Regions from separate parts of the Homo sapiens genome. Here region 1 is linked to region 2. A link is a loop called in an ENCODE intact Hi-C map of the cell type or tissue named here. Cell type or tissue: mammary epithelial cell. All regions are shown on one strand. Each heading gives the region's core, and the rest is flanking DNA. Links, peaks and the distances in the headings are about the cores only.

Region 1 (8,856 bases), core at 240-8,239, 140 kb before region 2:
CAATGTTCATTTCTCAAGGATTCGATTTCTGTGTAGAAGACCAAAATAGGCTGGGTGTGGCGACTGATGACTGTAAACCCAGCCCCTTGGGAGGCTGAAGCAGGAGGATTGCTTCAGAAGGAGTTCAAAACCAGACTGGGCAATATAGCAAGACCCTCATCTCTACAAAAAATTAAAAAATTAGCCAGGCATAGATGCACACCTGTCGTCCCAGCTACCCAGGAGGTCGAGGCTGCAGTGAACCATGGTTGCACCACTGCATTCCAGCCTGGGGATGGAGCGAGATCCAGTCTCAAAAAAAAAAAAAAAAAAAAAAAAACCCAAAAAGCAACAAAAAACAAAAACCAAAAAACGAAAACACAATTTCTCTTCTGCCATGGTTCTCAGTTTCTCCACCTTCTCGGCATTCTTCCGCAAGTTTCTATCGGTAATCAATGTCTATGCCCATATCATCTGCCTTCCCTCCAATGATAGCGAGCGACATCTGCCGCATGTCTCGCTGAAGCCAGCCTCTGCCTGTGCTTCTGATCCTGTCCCCGTTCTTACTCAAGCATGCTGCCTCCCACACTGGTCCCTTCCCTGCAGTGATCCTCCCTCACCCCACTGAACTGTCTTCAGCAAGGACACGTCTTTCAACACCCAGTCCTGACCCCACCCGCTCCAACTAACTTACTCTGCTCCCCTTGACAGCAAAACTCGCTGAAAGAATTGTCAATGCTTTGTTCACAACTTTCTCTTCTCCCACTATCTTTGAACCTCCAACAAGTAGACCTTGTCCTCAGCCCTCCACAGAAATGCCTCATCAAGGTCATGAATGACTTCCATGCTGTCCAATCCAATGATCAATTCTCAAACCTTGTTTTCCTCAACCTGTCTGCAGCACAAGTCACAGCTCACTACCGTCTGCCCCCCCACAACCCCACCGGCCTCCAGGACAAGGGGACACTACTCTCTGGGTCCTGCTGTGACCTCATAGCCCCTCTCTGCGTCCTTTGCTGGTCCCAGACCCATCCCAAGCCTCTGCACGTTGAAATGGCCCCGGAATCAACTCAGTCTCTGATCTCTTTTGAAACTACATCTCCTTCTACATCAGTGGCTTTTAAACTGTGATCTGCAGTTTAAAAAAAGAAGTTTCATACTGTGATCTAGGACACAGCTCTCTTTTCACATAAATTTAATTTTTAAAAAATGTTTCATAGGGCAAAATTCCCCTATCAGTTGGCATAAAAGGAAACATTTTACAACAGCCCTTACTACCGAGATATTGTTTTCAATTCTATTTCGTTTTTTGAAAATTGCTGGTGCCCACTGTATTGACTTCATGACCCACGGAGACACAAGCCACTGTGAAAGCTGTGCCCTGGAGGATCCTCCCTCCCGTAGATTTATCTACACAGTATCAATAACCAATGGTGCCTTAATATTTATTTCCTCTCTCCTGAACTTGTGCGACCAATCACTTGTGTGACTTTTCTACCTGGATGTTTGACAGGCATCTCTAGCTTAAAGCACTGGAGGCAACACTCTGATGCCGCTCGCCAGAGCCTGTTCCTTCCCTAGTGTTCTGCATCTTGGTAAACAACACCGCCAGCTACCCGGACACTCAACCCAAAACCTTGCCCCCGTCTGCATTTCTGTCACATCCCACGGTCCGTTCTTCAGAAAATTCTGTGTTCTACCTTCAAATACAGCCAAATCCAACCACTTCTCACCATGTCTTCTCTATCATCCTCATTGAGACACCACCAGCTCTCACTTGCTCATTGCATGAGCCTCCCCTACTTCTGCTCCTCCAAACCCACCCTCCAGAATATTCCACAAAGCAGCCAGAGCATCCATTTAAAACACCCATCAGACACGTTGACTGCCACATCCCAGCCCCAGGTCAGATCCTGCCACCCTCCCCAACACCCTTAGGCCCAGCCACATGGCCTCTCTCCTGCTCACCAAGGCCTCCCTGGGCGGGGCTGCCCTGGCCAGCCATGCAGAGTGCCCCTCGCTCTTCAGGTCTTGGCTCACCTTATCAGAGAGAGCTCTGCTGACCACACCCAGGGAAGAAGGCCCCGCCCCTGCCCCGTCACTCTCGACCCACATCCTGTGGACACTGTGTACAAAGCATGTCCCTTCCCTCTATCTCCCCTGGCAGAGGTAAGCCCAGCTATGAGAAGGGAGTAGAGCATGAGCACACAGTGACTCCAGAGCCTTCTCCTGCTGAGGTGCCCATCCACAGCATGCCGCCCACCCGGATACACCTGCTTTGTCCTCAAGGACAATCAGGAATTGGTAAACTGTCTTCACTAAATTTCCTCAGCTGATTCAGCCATGACTTCCCATCTCAGCCAGCATAAAAGCAAATATAAAATAATGGCCTACAAGGCCCTATAAACGTGTCGTAAACATTTTGGTCTCAGGACTCCTTTATACACTTCAAAGCTAAGGAGGACCAGAGTTCGAGGCTGCAGTGAGCTACGATCATGCCACTGCACTCTGGCCTGGCGGACAGAACGAGACTGTCTCTTAAAAAAAAAACATTGAGGACCCAAAGAGCTATCAATATTTACTATATGTAAAATTAAGACTGAGACAAAATTTCAACATTAATTCACTTTAAAATAACAATTAACATATCTTAAGAAAAAAAAATTACTTTCCAAGACAGAAATTCAGTGAGAAGAGTGACAGTTTTCCACATTTCTGCAAATCTCTTTAATGTGTGGCAGCCAGATTCTCCTGCCTGCTCTGTCTGCAGCAGCAGCACATATCACGTAGCCTCTAGAAAAGGCCACTGTACACACCTGGGCAAACGAGGGTGGGAAAAGCACATAATAGCACTCAGTATTATTACAAAAACAGTTCTGACCTCATGGAGCGCCCCCCAGACCTGCACCCATACACACGCCTTCCCTCTGTTGCCTCCTTTCCTGCCGCCAGCCTCTCCATCCCTGCTGGCCGCAATGGCCTCCCCATGTTCCCCACCTACCAGACACCCTCTCACCTCAGCCTCCGCATCTGCAGCTCCTTTTGTCTAAAAATGCTCTTCCCTCCGATCCGTTCACTCAAAAGATACTAGTGAGCATCTATTATGGGCCGAGGACTCTTCTACGCTCCAGAAATAACAGCAGTGAACAGAGAAAACAAGCTCTGACTTCCAGGGCACGAGCCTTCTAATGCAGCTGACACATATATTCAAATGCCAGCTTCTCAGTGTGGACTTCCCTGGTCACATCGTTTAAACCTGCTCATCCTCTTTCCCTGGTTTTCTCCAAAGCACTTACCACAACTTGACATACTCCAAATGTTTTTGGTTTTTGTGGGTTTTTTTTTTTTTTGAGACAGGCTCACTCTGTCACCCAGCCTGGAGTGCAGTGGCATAATCATAGCTCAGTGCAGCTTCCTCAGCTCAGGCGATTCTCCTGCCTCAGGCTCCTGAGTAGCTGGGACCACAGGTGCACACCACCAAGCATAGCTAATTGTTTTTTACTTGTAGAGATAGGGCCTATGTTGCCCAGGCTAGTCTTGAACTCCTGGGCTTCAAGCAATCCTCTTGCCTTGGCCTCCCACTGGGATTACAGGTGTGAGCCACCACACTCAGCCTCTAAATGTTATTTACTTACAATCCATCTTTCTGCTACAATGTAAGTTCTGGAAGGGTGAGGATTTTTGCCATTTTATTCACTGTTGCGTCCTTGCACCTGGAACAGTCCCTGGACCACAACAGGTGGTGCACAGTGAGGACCACTTGATGAACAAACGGCTGTGTATATGAACTTCTCCAGGCAGAACTGAGTTAGGATATGAGACAGAAGTCGTATCAAATGAAAATGAACTGTGTGCTTTCAGGCAGTGGCACCAGGCTGGGAGTCACAGAGAATGGGACCCCTACAAGGAGAGTCCAGATGGCTTCTGCCCAGCGGGGGAGGTGCTCCCCTGGAGACCTGCCCTTTTTCCATGACCACGACCAGCCCTGGACCTGGCTCACACAGGCTCTGCCCAGCAGGCCCCACACCCAGCTCAGGACCTGTTCTTGCCATCAGAAGAGAGCCTGTCAGGAGCCAGGACCTGGAGGCAGCTTTGTTTCAATAGCCAAATAGCTTCAGTGTAACTGTTCCCTATAAAAAGAAACTGGTTTCTAAAGAACTGCGGTATCAGTGTCAGCAAATGCTATGCAACAGCCCCAGCCCACTACCCCAGAGACGAGTGAAGGACCCATAACACTTCTGATTCCAAGTTACCTGTATGGCTAACATCTGCATGAGAAAGCCACGAAGCTGCCACAAGCCCAGGTGTCAGACAAGGCAACATTTCTTCATTTGAGGCAGGAGGACACAGGACTCAAAGGGTTACTGCGCATTTCATACTTGCTGGGCGGTGACGGAGGAGGCAAGTGAGAGGGAAAGCTGCACGCGTGAAACGCCAGCCTTGGGAGTGGAATGGGGGTGGGACAAAAGCATATTTTCTGCAAGTCCCCGCAGTGAGGACTGATGTGGCTGTACCTGCCCCGTCATCTCCACCCATAGGTGGGGCCCCAATACTGCCTTCTACAATACCCCACTGGTTCCTCCAGCCTGACGCTGTGTCTTGGGGCCCCCAGCCCGTCCCCACCCTCCTAATGACCCTCTTCCGGTCATCTTTTCACTCCCTCTCCAATCTGGCCTCTGTCTCCAACACTCCACTGAGGGTGACGGTGGCTTTCAAGTGAGACAGGCTCAGACGCGTTCCGGTCTTATCTGGCTAGCTCCCTGGCTGCAGCGCTTCCTGGAACCCGCCCTCCCCTGGCTGTGCTCTGTCTCCTGCTTCTGCCCACTCTCCACACCGGCCTCCAGTCTCTCAGCTGCAATTCTTTCATCTGCCGCTCTCAAAAAATTGGATGGCCCTTGATTTTTATCATTCTGACCTTCCTCCAGAGATCCAAAGCTACTAAACATTTCCATTTAGCCATCCACAGGTGCCTCCCACCAAGGAAGTCTACCCCACACGGAGTCAAACCCACCACCCACCAAATGGAAATCTGGGGTCATCTCAGACCCTTCTCTGTTCTCCACTCCTCAACCCAATCTGCTGATTCTAACTTTAGAATGTTCATCTGCCTACCACAATCCTGGTGGAAGCCCCGAGATTCCCAGTGTGAAAGGAAAATAAATCTTGGGGCCCCAAACTCACTAAGCCAAAGGGAAAAGCCAAGCTGGGAAAGGGATCATGCAAACCCACCTTCCATTCTGGTTCCTAAATAAGATGACTACAAAGATGACTCCCTCGCATTTTGCCCACAAGGAAATTCCTTGTGGGCCCCAAGATCTTTACCCTAAAGCATTTCTGTTAAAATTCACCATGGCAATGTAAGTTGACAGCTTATCTTCACAGGTACGGGGACATAAGACAGAACTCAAAGTCATCTCTCTGCCCACCTGTGACAAAGGCATATCTGATTGTTTCCTCTGCTCTATTGTCTATGTTATCTCATGTAAAAAGGCAGATTCAGAGTCAAAGGCATGAATGACTATTTTTCCCTTCCCTCAACATGAAAACTGTGTATTTCACAATATCCCACTCTTTCTCCCTTAAATACTGAAGCTCTCAAAATCATCTTCGGAGAAAGGCATAGAACTGTCTCCCGGGTATGCAACCTTAACTTTGGCAAATGTATCTCTTAAAATGACTAAGACTTGAGACTGGCCTTGGTCATTTCCCTTGACTGACACTAGCTTGGACTAGCACAGCTGCCTCTTAATCTTTTCTTTTGTGTGTGTGATGGAGTCTTGCTCTGTTGCCCAGGCTGGAGTGCAGTGGTGCGATCTCAGCTCACTGCAACCTCCATCTTCAGGGTTCAAGTGATTCTCCTGCCTCAGCCTCCCTAGTAGCTGGGATTACAGGCATGTGCGACCACACCTGGATAATTTTCATATTTTTAGTAGAGACGGGATTTCACCATGTTGGCCAGGCTAGTCTCGAACTCTTGGCCTCAAGTGATCCACCCACCTCGGCTTCCCAAAGTGCTGGGATTACAGGTATGAGCCACCGCGCCCGGCTAGCTGTCCCTTAATCTAAACTCGCTCCAATACATCCTCCACGAGTGCCAGAGGGGTCTTTTGTAAGGGCCAATGTGACCCGTTTCAGCCTCTGCTGACACTAGGAAACAATCCAAACCCTCAGCAAGGCCCAAAAAGCTGACTTCTCTCACTACTATTAATAGATGCAACCCATCCTCTCAGGTTCCCAGCATGCACCACACTTTTACGTGTTCCTCACCTCTGCCGCCTCCTCACCTTTGCCTACAACGCCCCTCCTGCACTTGAGACTGCAGCTCAGCATTCCGGACCTCACTAAAGCGACCCCGCCCACCCCAGCCCCAAGCAGCCAATCACCTTTTCCCCTGTGTTCCCTCCCACCTGGGTGCGTGCCTCCCCTTCAACACTCCTCACTTGCTCTGGAATTAAGTCCAGGTCTGCCTACCCGTTTGTGTTTGGGTCTGGCTAGGTAGAGGAATTCACGTTCATGTTTGCACGTAGTACAGATGCGGGCAGATGCCAAGAAAGAAGGAAAAAGATAAACAGAAGTCTCGCCTGGGCCATAACATCTAATGTCACAGAACTACACAAAAGGAGAAAGGGCATTTGCATGATGATTAACTTGTTACTAACTTGTTGGACAATTTAGGGGGTGTAAGAAGGACCAGGAAGCAGCCACAGTTGAGTTCCCTAAGGCATATTAGGAGTCTGAATGGCTCCTAATTATGAAAACAACAGGACTGTTGTTTTCTGTTCACATTCCAGGATGATCCTCACCTTTTTCAGACACTAAGTCACTGGTATTATGATGTTGAAGCTCCCAAGAGTTAGAATGGCTGAAGGGAAGACTCATGCCCACAGGCTTCTTAGAGATGCAAATGGCTCGGGACGAAAGAAAACCAGGTTCAAGTGTATGCACCAGGGCACAGGCTTGGTGAGCACAGCCTTGTTCCAGGAGGGTCCTTATTCTCCAATAAGGTAGCTGTGCATGCTCAAACCCAAGCAGTGTGTCTTGGTTCCAAGCCACAGAAAGGAATGGGGAATGAGGGCTAGCTAGCTCCAAGGCCATGGTTTTCTTCAACTATTTTCATGGAGAAAATCTCAGTTGTTCTCTCCAAAGCAGAAATAAATCTAGACAACTGACCCTAAACCAGCTCAGTGGAATGTATTTTCCCTTGAAATTAGCTTAAAAGAGTATGGGACTTAGGCATGATTCATCAGTGGATCAAATGCTTCTCCAAGCCAAACCTCTCCCTCTGCTGATTCCCGCTGACCCCTGAGATCACTCCCCCAGCTACACCCCTCACCACACCACTTCCATGGGAAGGAGGATCCATTTGGTTGGAAATGAAACATTCAGAGAAAGTGAGTAACAAGCTTGCTTTCTTCTGCTCAAGGAATACTGCAAATTCCCCAAGCTACACTCAGGCAGGGTCTTGAAAGTCCACAGCCCACAACTTCTCCCCACTTATGCACCCCTTGCCCTAGGGGTGACCCTACCCTGTCCGGAGCATATTGAACTATAGCCAAAACTGTGGTTTCTTTTCTCCCAAAGACCAGTTGCCAAAAACCAACTGCCATGACCTCTCTGGGCTCCAAAATTCCAACTGCTCTGGGCTCCAAGCCAGCAACCTACCACATTTTTTTTCTACAGAAGACTTATTAATCTTTACTCAATTCAGCACCAATAAGATTAGCCAGTGTAGAGCCAGAGGGGCTACCAGCTCCATTCCACATCTACCCTGGACTAAGATGCCAGCACCTGATGGCCAAAAGGCCCAGGCCACCTTCTGGTACCTGCTGGGGCCCAGTGGCAGTCTCAGGTCCTGAGCTGGGCTTTGCCCACCCCTTGGTTTTCTAAAGCACTTGTCTAGTTTGCTACAGGCACAGGACTACTGTTCATTGGCCTGCTGGCTCTGGGATACACATTCTTTGGCTTGCTCCAAGGACTGAAACCTAAAATCTGGGCAAACCCCAGTGTTCCCTAAGGGATATTAGAAAGTGTTACTGCTGTGACCCTCTTGCCAACTGTGGCTTACACAAGTCTAACTCCAGGGAAGCCATCTGTGTTAGTCCATTCTCATGCTGCTAATAAAGACATATCTGAGACTGGGTAATTTATAAAGGAAAGAGGTTTAATTGACTCACAGTTCAGCACGGCTGGGGAGGACTCAAGGAACTTATGATCATAGTGGAAGGGGAAGCAAACACATCCTTCTTCACATGGCAGCAACAAGGAGAAGTGCAGCACGAAGAGGGAGAGAAGCCCCTTATAAAAGCATCAGATCTCAAGAGAACTCACTATCACAAGAAAAGCATGGAGGTAACCGCCTCCATGATTCAATTACCTCCCACCAGGTCCCTCCCACGACACGTGGGGAATATGGGAGCTACAATTCAGTATGAGATTTGGGTGGGTACACAGCCAAACCATATCACCATCCTTATGGGAAGGCCACCAAAGGACACCGTCAGTCCTCTCACAAATCCTGGAGAGCTCTGTGTCTGCAGTCAAGCTCCACAGACTCCAACTCACCAGGGCACAGCCAGCGGATCAGGCACATCTCACCCCTCGGACCAGTTCAGGTACAGATTAAATATACCGCCTTGAGAAATACCACTCACTGGGGCAAGGAAAAGCCAATGTACTCTGTTCAACTTAAATAAATATTTGATATAGATACAGGTTGGGCATCTCAAATCTGTAAATCCAAAACTGGAAATATTCCAAAATCTCAATGTTTTTGAGCATCAACAGGACACTCAAAGGAAACACTCAATGGAGCATTTCTGATGGCAGATTTTCCAATTAGGGATGCTCAACTGGTAGGTATAGTGCAAATATTCTAAA
Region 2 (8,856 bases), core at 313-8,312:
AAGCAAAGTGAAAGCTCAGTACACTGCAAGACCTGCTGGTAAAGTTAAAGGTTACACGTTGCCCATGCAGGAGGACAGGGGAGAAGGGAGGCATGTCAACCAGAAGCCACCCCACGCCCAGCTTGTCTGCCTTGTTAGGGAGTTTGGACTTTATCTTGAGGTCAATAGAGAGCCTCTGAGAGGTTTTAAATAGGGAGTGTTAAGATCGGATTGAAATGTCAGAGATGTCACTCCTAATGCGATGTTGAGGATGAACTGGAGTGGGCAGGACGCTGGTCAGGAAGACCAGCAAGACTGTTGCAGCAATTTTGGGAGGAATGGAGGTGGCCTGACTAGGAGACGGTAGATTGGTCAAGAGTTTCAATGATGCAAGCAGATAGGACCATTGTTACAGAAGGAAGAAAAGGAGTGAGAAAGTTGGAAAGATAGGATGTTGAGATCAGAGAGTGGAAGATAAAATAGTTTCTGATGATGGCTGGGACCAGGGTGTAGCCTTCAGAATGGAGCTGAAAAATGAGTGGAGATGAAGGTCATGTGACATGAGGTCAAGGATGTGGGAGGTTTCTCCTAGGGCTTTAAAAAAATGTGGTAGAATATATGTAACACAAAATTAACCATCTTAACCTTTTTTTTTTTTTTGGAGATAGAGTCTTGCTCTGTCACCCAGGCTGGAGCGCAGTGGTGTGATGTTGGCTCACTGCAAGCTCCGTCTCCCAGGTTCACACCATTCTCCTGCCTCAGCCTCCCGTGTAGCTGGGACTACAGGCACCCGCCACCAAGCCTGGCTAATTTTTTGTATTTTTAGGAGAGACGGGGTTTTACTGTGTTAGCCAGGATGGTCTTGATCTCCTGACTTCGTGATCTGCCCGCCTCAGCCTCCCAAAGTGTTGGGATTACAGGCATGAGCCACCGTGACTGGCCCCCCATCTTAACTATTTTTAAGTGTATTAAGTACATTGTATGAAGAACATTAAGTGTGTTAAGTGGCATTAAGTACATTCACATGGTTGTACCACCATCACCACCACCCAGCCACAGAACTCTTTCCATCTTGCAAAACAGAAACTCTGTACTCATTAAACAACTCCCCATCCCTCCCCCTCTACCTTGGCCAGCCCATGGCAACCACCATTCTCCGGATTTCTGGCAACCACCATTCTCCAGACTTCTGTCTCTATCAATTTGACCATTCTAAGTACCTCATAAAAGTAGAACCATACAATATTCGTCCTTTTGTGACTTGCTTATTTCACTTAGCACAAATGTCCCCAAGGTTCAACTGTTTTGTAGCATGTATCAGAATTTCCTTCCTTTGTAAGGCTGAATAACATTCCATTGTATATACTCCTTTCTCTTTTAGACTTTTGATTATGGCCCACAACAAGAAAAGTAGTTTACACCATGACCTATTACACATGAAGGTATTATGTCATGGAAATAACCTATTATTGGCATATGTTTTATATTATACATATAATTAAAATAAATATTTTACCCCCAAACCACCTTTCTTACATGTGAAGTACTCTAATATTTTCTTTCTACTCTGTTTCTTTAAAAAAAGATTGCTGGCCACAGTCCTCGAAATCAATTTCGTGACACATTAATGGGTTGTGATTCTGAGTTTGTAAATAGTTGGTCTGTTTGGACATTGAAGTTACCCACGATGATGGCAAGACTTGGAATGAAGTGGTGCCAAAGTCTTCAATGAATATGGAGGGGCAGAGGCACAGCTCCATGCATTTGTCCTCGTGAATGGCCTGTGATTTCAGCACAATCTATTAGGTAAAGGTCCAAACTATCAGTTTACTTCTGGTGTAAACAGGATAATTCACAGATTTGCTGTTTTTCCCCAATGGTCTCCAGCTGGCATGGGTCTTTAATTTATTCACTGCCAGTGACCATTCCCCTCCCTTTTTCCATCCTAGGGAAGAACTAAGTAAACTGCCCTTCTTCACGTGCCCCAGCTCCGTAGTCTGATCTGGAAAAGGGGCAGGGGCACGGGAACCTCAGCAGCAGGTGACTGTGGCCTCCAGACTCTGCCATGCTTCCAAAAGCTCCAGCCATCTCATGGTTGCAAGAATCTCCCAGAGGGAGAGGCCATGTCCAAGGCGACGGTGGGTGGGGTTCAGCCTCCCAGGCTAAGGCTGGGAACGTGCCTTGCCCAGAGGAGAGGGCAGGGTGGGAGGCACTGAGGGCAAGGGTCAGGGCTCCCACAGAGCCAGTGTGTGTGGGAGGAGAACGGGGGTAACTTGTTGTCCTGCCAGTCTAAGAAAGTCAAAGGGTTTCTCGTTGTCTCCCTGAGTCATTACACCCCCAGCTATTTTTGTTAAACATTAACACAAAGTGTCAGGAGAGCTTCACCATTTTTAATGAGCTAATCTCTGTGGCATCCCCATAGAATGAGGTCAGAACAATCACCATCTCAGTAGCAAGGAAAAAATAGGCAGAGGTGGGAAGGGAAATCGAAGGGAAATTCACATTTCATCAAGCAATTACTGACACCCATTCTGCACTGCACTGATATTGCAATATATGATGCAAACAAGACAGTCTCTGCTTTTTTTTTTTTTTTCTTTTTTTTGAGACAGGGTCTCACTCTGTTGCCCAGACTGGAGTAGTGTGCAGTAGTTCAATAATAGGTACAGCCTCCATCTCCTGGGCTCAAGTGATCCTCCCACCTCAGTCTCTTGAGTAGCTGGGACTACAGGTGCCTGCTACCAGGCCCAGCTAATTTTTGTATTCTTTTTGGTAGAGACAGAGTTCTGCCATGTTTCCCAGGCTGGTCTTGAACTCCTGGGCTCAAGTGTCCCACCTGCCTTGGCCTCTGAAAGTGCTGGGATTACAGGCGTGAGCCACCATGCCTGCTGGTCTCTGCTTTTTGAATGCTGACATGCTGACCTTAGATGTGGGGTAGGGATGATCAGACCAAGTATTCTGAATTATGGACTTGGAATTTGCAAAGTCCAGTGATGAGAAAGAACTTGACTTGTTTTATTTATTTATTTATTTAGAGACAGAGTTTCACTCTTGTCGCCCAGGCTGGAGTGCAATGGCGTGATCTCGGCTGACTGCAACCTCCACCTCCCAAGTTCAAGCGATTCTCCTGCCTCAGCCTCCCAAGTAGCTGGGATTACAGACGTCTACCACCACGTCCGGATAATTGTTGTATTTTCAGTAGAGACGGGTTTCACCATATTGGCCAGGCTGGTCTCAAACTCCTGACCTCAGGTGATCCACCCGCCTTGGCCTCCCAAAGTGTTGGGATTACGGGCGTGAGCCACCGTGCCTGGCCAACTTGTTTAGAAAAGTGGGACTGAGGTTAATATCAGGAGTCTAGAGTTCAAGAGTGGACAGCCAGGCAGGACTGATCTTGTCAAGATTTTGATGTGGTTGGATGATATGATCAACAGATCACAGAGAACCCTAGGGCATTGCAATGCTTAGGCTGGGCCATTTGAGCGCCAGCACCTCGCTATGAAACACACTGAGCTGGAGAGTCAATGATACAAGAGCTTAAGGATTTTATAAAACATGACTACATACAGCACTTCATATTAGTCAATGTTCTTTCACAGTAATGATTGCATTTTATCCTTATAACCCAGCAAGGTCAGTATAGTGGGCATTTCCTTATGCTAATACCTCTGTTCTTCACCACCCCACACCCTTTTCCTTGATAAAGATTCTGGGGATTGGAGAGGAAGTAACTTGTTCTGCACTAACCGGAAAAAGAACCTAGACATTCTGACCCAGCCTAGGGCTCTCTCCACTACTTCAGACGCCTCTTTAGCTCGACTCTCCCCTCCAACCCTGCTTTTTCTGCACAGCCCAGTGAGTTCTTGCTTGCTGAAAGAACCTGGCCCAGCCAGGAAAAAGGACACCGGGAGCTTCACATATGTTTGTCTTCAGAGGCAGCGCTCGTGTGCCACCAACATAAATCTGATAGGCACTGAGATCTCGGTCTTCCCTTTTATTCTGGGGAGGGAATTGTGGAGCTTAGGCTAGACCATCCCTGCCACCGGCCAACTCACTGAATCGGTTCCTCTGGGAGGAGCACTGGGAGTTGGGGTGATGTGGTATAGCCGAATTGATGTCCCATTTCTGGGTTAGGATCTGGCCCTGCCATTTACTAGCTTGTAGTGTCAGGCAAATTTCTTAACTTTTCTGAGCTTCAGTCTAATGGCAATAGCCAGGATTATTGTTAAGATTAAGCCTGCACCATAAGCTTCATTCCTTGAATAGCTAGTGTTACAAATGGTGAGCTGTTAGCCCCAGGGAGTTCGGAAGTCTCTGCGGTTTTATCCGGGGGTCCTGGTATTGCCCGCTCTGAGGATGGGTCAGGCTCTGTGGAGATTCCCCACTTAACCTACCGCATCCTGAACACTGGAGGCTGTTGTTCTGGGATCCAAAGCTGCTCCACTGTTGCCCCAGGGCATCCTGACCTAGTGAATTGCCTCCTTTAGAAGCACTACTTTCCCATCCTCCCAGACTAGCTAATTTACTGCTGATGAAAATAGCTTTAACGGAACTTGGGTCCCAGGAAGGCCACCGCTGGCCTAGAGCATAGAATTCCAGGGCAGAAAGGGATTCCAGGGGTCTCACACTCACTCCCAACTCTGATTCCAAGGAGACAATCCCCACAGTGGAAATCTGTTAAAACACTGAGTAAATCAAGATGGTTCCTGCTAATATCTGACTAACGTTTTCTTCCAGCTGTACGTTCCCAACCTGCCTGAACGAGGCCTCTAGGACGGCAGCGTCCAATCACATCTCCCCTCTGCTTTCCTAACTGAATGTTGATATTCTCAGCCTATTTTGCTTGTACAAGTCCCGTCTGTCTGCCTGCCTGCCTGCCTGCCTGCCTGCCTTCCTTCCTTCCTTCCTTCCTTCCTTCCTTCCTTCCTTCCTTCCTTCCTTCTTCCTTCCTTCCTTCCTTCTTTCCTTCCCTCCCTCCCTCCCTCCCTCTCTCTTTCTTTTTTTCTTTCGACAGAGTCTCGCTCTGTTGCCCAGGCTGGAGTGCAGTGGCGCAATCTCGGCTCATTGCAAGCTCCGCCTCCTGGGTTCACGCCATTCTCCTGCCTCAGCCTCCTGAGTAGCCTACAGGCGCCCGCCACCACGCCCAGCTAAATTTTTGTATTTTTAGTAGAGACGGGGTTTCACCATGTTAGCCAGGATGGTCTCAATCTCCTGACCTAACGATCCGCCTGCCTCGGCCTCCCACAGTGCTGGGATTACAGGTGTGAGCCACCGCACCCAGCCAAGTCCCGTTTTTCAAACTCAATTTGCTTCTTGCCTCCAGACCCTCTCTGAGGTTTTGTGTTTCCTCTCCCATTCAGGTGGGGGCTGGGGTGGGAGGCGGGCAGAGGCTGATCCAGCAGTTGGAAAGGGTGCAGCCCAGGTTCTCCTAACTCAGGAAGAGAAGGGGGGAAAGGAAGGCCTTATCCAAGGATATAGCACGTTCTCTTTGGTAAACCAGAGAGACACTTTTGTTTTCTTAGCCACAGAGTGCCCAAGGGGAGCCTCAGGGTACAGGGTGGCAGAGGTGGGAATAAGGACTGGGTGGGGGAGGCCAAGGGAGGGCCTAGAGTGCGGGTGCAGGAGTCAACACTCCAGGACGCAGATGTGCTTGATAAGACAGGTGACTGGCCTGGAAGGTTGAGATCACAGCCTTACTTCTTTATTTTACCTCGCTAGTGGAGACCTGGTTACTCACGAGGCCAAGGGATCCTGATCATTCATTCAAGAAATATTCACTGCCTAGCTAGGTAAGGAGTTAGAAATAAAATGCGCAGCAAAGCCCTGCAGGAGTTAATAGTTTGGTGTGGGATTTGCTTCCGTAAGCAGACGGTGAGCAGGCTGCAATGCAGGTAAGTACAGGGTGCCACAGGAAGATAGACAAGTAGCTCGTCACCCACCTGACAGAGGCAAGGAGAGATTTAGGAAAATCTTCCCAGAAGGGGTGATAATTGAGCTAAACTCTGGAGGGTTAAAAGGGGTCAGCCTGTCCAGGAAGCAGAGAGGGGCTTCCAAGAAGAAGGAGTCATTTGCTTAAAGTCCCAGGTTGAGAGAGGGCAGAGTGGGCCAGGACAGTGGCAGGGTGGGCTTTATGACTGCAGCTGTGGGTATGAGGAGGAGACTAGGAGTGAGAAATGAGGCCAGGAAGGCAGGCAGGGGCTGGGTCCTGAGGGACATGGGCAAGCTGCTTCCAGGAGATGGATGAAATGAGCGTGTGCTCCTTGAAGGAGTCTTCCTGGCTGTGCCCACCAACGGGCAGGCAGTGGCGGCCCCCGTCGGTCAAAGCTGTGTCATCGCTCAGAGGCTTGCTAAGCTGCAAGTCATGCAGGTGCAGGCAGAGGCGGGGGCAGGAGGGCAGAGGTTCTTAGCCAGCATGATGGGGCACAGCTATGTAATTCTCGGGTGGTTTGGGGATAGGAGGATTCTTTCCACACACTCTGACGCTGTCACTCCAAAGTCAGGCATTTCTTCACTTGACAATGGGCACCTGTAGGATGGATGGGGCATGGCAGCCATATCTGCAGCTGTATGCCAGTTGCATTTGGTGCAGAGAGCAGAGGGCAACACTGCTCTAAATTCAATGGCTCTGGAAAGGAGGTGGGGTGAGAGGCAGGAGAGGTGATGACATTGGCATGTGGGTCCTGGCTCCTAAATACCGTGGCTCGCTTTACAATCTGCCGGGTCTTGCATGTCCAAGGAAGTACGCAACCTCGATGTGATGGTCTAAGAGAATATTTTATTGCTACTTGCTATTATTGAGAATTGAAAATGGATCTGACTGGGCAGAGAACACACCAATCCCATCACATCATCCCTGCCACCCATACAGCAGTCTGCTGCTCCCTCTTCATACAAAGTCCTTTATCTGTTTGGCTGCTGGGGTTTGAGAGAAGCAGCAGCATGGCAGGGATTGTCATTTGCTTTGAATTTATTCAGCTCTGATCTATTGGGGTGGTACCATGGTCTCCCCAAATTCAGACAGAAAGGGAGTAGTGAGGATAAGACCCCTTGGTGGGGAGCTTAATGTGGACTAGCGGCTCATCCTGCATGTCCAGGAACTGGATGGCTCCAAGCCAACTGTCTTCCTCAGGGGCAGGGTCTTCTTTAGATCCCCAACACTGCAGTCTCGGCACCTTGCTACTGCCCTGATTTCCACAGACTGGCAGGACGTGATGCATGCCACATTGCACCAGAGTGATCACAGCTGTGGACAATTCTACTAAAACTACTTGCAACTCAGCCACCTGCGCAATCATTTTCTCCCTTTTTGCTACCCTTCTTCTCAATCTTTCACTTCCCTCTCACATTTTGCTAGGCAAAAGAATGACCTAAATTAAGTGCTCCTTCCCTTACCTACTCCTTTAACCCCTCTTTTCCGTTCTCCCTTTCAGCTCTCTCTCACCCGGTTCTTCTCATCCCCCTTCCTCTTCCTGTTCTGCAGCCAGCTGTGCTGGGTCGAGGGGTCAAGGGAGTGACTAAAGTGCCGTGTGTCCTTGTTGGTGGGTTTGACACTTTATCCTCCAAATGCTAAACGGTGCCTCTGCCATCGCACAGTGCCACCAGGTGCCTTGCCCTGTGGTTTACGTTATGCACTGGGGGCACCTTTCACATACAATACAAAGTCCACGGGGCCACTGGAGTTGTGCAGCTCAGCCACCTTGGTTTCAATGTGGCACTCAGAAGCCTCCAAAGCAACAAATCTCTTAGGGGAAAATGGTGGCCTCTTGGTGGAGACCAGGTTCTCAGATGGACGTCTAAGTCTGTGAAAAATGCCTCTATGTACCCAAGTCTCCCTGTTACTGTTAACCTGAGGCTCAGAGCCTTCTGACTCAAAAATCTTCCTACTTAGGCTGGGTGCAGTGGCTTACACCTGTATCCCCAGAACTTAGGGAGGCCAAGGCAGGTGGATCACTTGAGCCCAGGAGTTTGAGACCAGCCTGGCCACCATGGTGAAACTGCTTCAGAGGCTGAGGCACAAGAATCGCTTGAACCTGGGAGGTGGAGGTTGTAGTGAGCCTAGGTGGTGCCACTGCACTCCAGCCTGGGTAATAGAGTGAGACCTTGTCTCAAAAAACAAACAAACAAACAAACAAACAAACAAACACCTTCCTGATCCCCCCTCTCCAGCCTCGCCATCCACTGCTTCCCATGTGACCATGTCTCTGGACAGATGGATGGTCTGGACAGGCCATGTGCTGGCCTGGCTCCACACCCAGCTTCTGAAGGTCTTCTTGATGGCAGCACCTTCTCTCTAGATCGGAATCCATCCTCCTGTCCATCCCTGCTCAGCAACACCCTTGCACCATTCTCCAGACTCTTTTAGAGTCTGCTCCCCTCATTGGGGACAGTTCACTGGTTTCCACTACAGTTAGAAAGAAATCCCTCCTCCTGATCCTTATGAGGCCCTGTGTGCTTTGACCCCAGCCTGGCTCTCCCACCTCCTGCTCCTGCCCTTGTCCACTCTCCTCCCACCACATTGGCCTTCTGCTCGCATGCTCACCACCCTCACACCCCTCTCAAGGCCCCGCACTTGCTGCTGTGACTTCTGCTTGAAGAACTCTTCCCCCAGATATCAGGGGCTGCCAGGAAGTGAGATCTGTAAGGGCAGAAGCCTTTTCTTTTGGCAGAGTCACAATTGCATTCCAAGTGGCTTAGAACAGTGCCCGCCTGGCACATGGTGGGCGACGGGTAAATAAACACTGAATGAAAGGTGTAAGCACACGCTGCCCTATGTTGTCTGTCTCTTTCTTCCTTGCTCCATCTTTCCTTTTCCATCCTCCCCCGAGGGGAAGCCTCCTGAGGGCAGAGATCTGCTCTGTGTCAGACATCCCCCTCAGC

Evidence for each region. Hi-C counts contacts between places; a loop is a spot of excess contacts. Peaks named below come from ENCODE experiments on the same cell type or tissue, not always from the same donor. Only the 100,000 strongest peaks of a DNase experiment are listed, where the experiment ranks them.
Region 1: it touches region 2 in a loop (4-fold over the local background); 41 of 110 quality-filtered maps call a loop at or near these places.

What each region holds. Positions count from the first base shown.
Region 1 is chr22:17,915,762-17,924,617 of GRCh38, forward strand. All of the region lies in intron 1 of MICAL3 (microtubule associated monooxygenase, calponin and LIM domain containing 3), which reads right to left. Among named protein-coding and RNA genes, the nearest start is that of MIR648, 61 kb to the right of the region's middle. In mammary epithelial cell, for the core only: a CTCF peak has its summit at 4,515; DNase peaks (open chromatin) are centred at 3,290 and 4,720; H3K27ac peaks cover 666 bases.
Region 2 is chr22:18,059,142-18,067,997 of GRCh38, forward strand. The region is part of intron 1 of LOC105372853 (a long non-coding RNA gene); the gene reads left to right. Among named protein-coding and RNA genes, the nearest start is that of PEX26, 14 kb to the right of the region's middle. RefSeq lists an enhancer at 2,096-2,596 and a silencer at 6,294-6,383. In mammary epithelial cell, for the core only: no CTCF peak of the experiment used is centred there; DNase peaks (open chromatin) are centred at 2,370, 3,440 and 4,350; H3K27ac peaks cover 3,008 bases.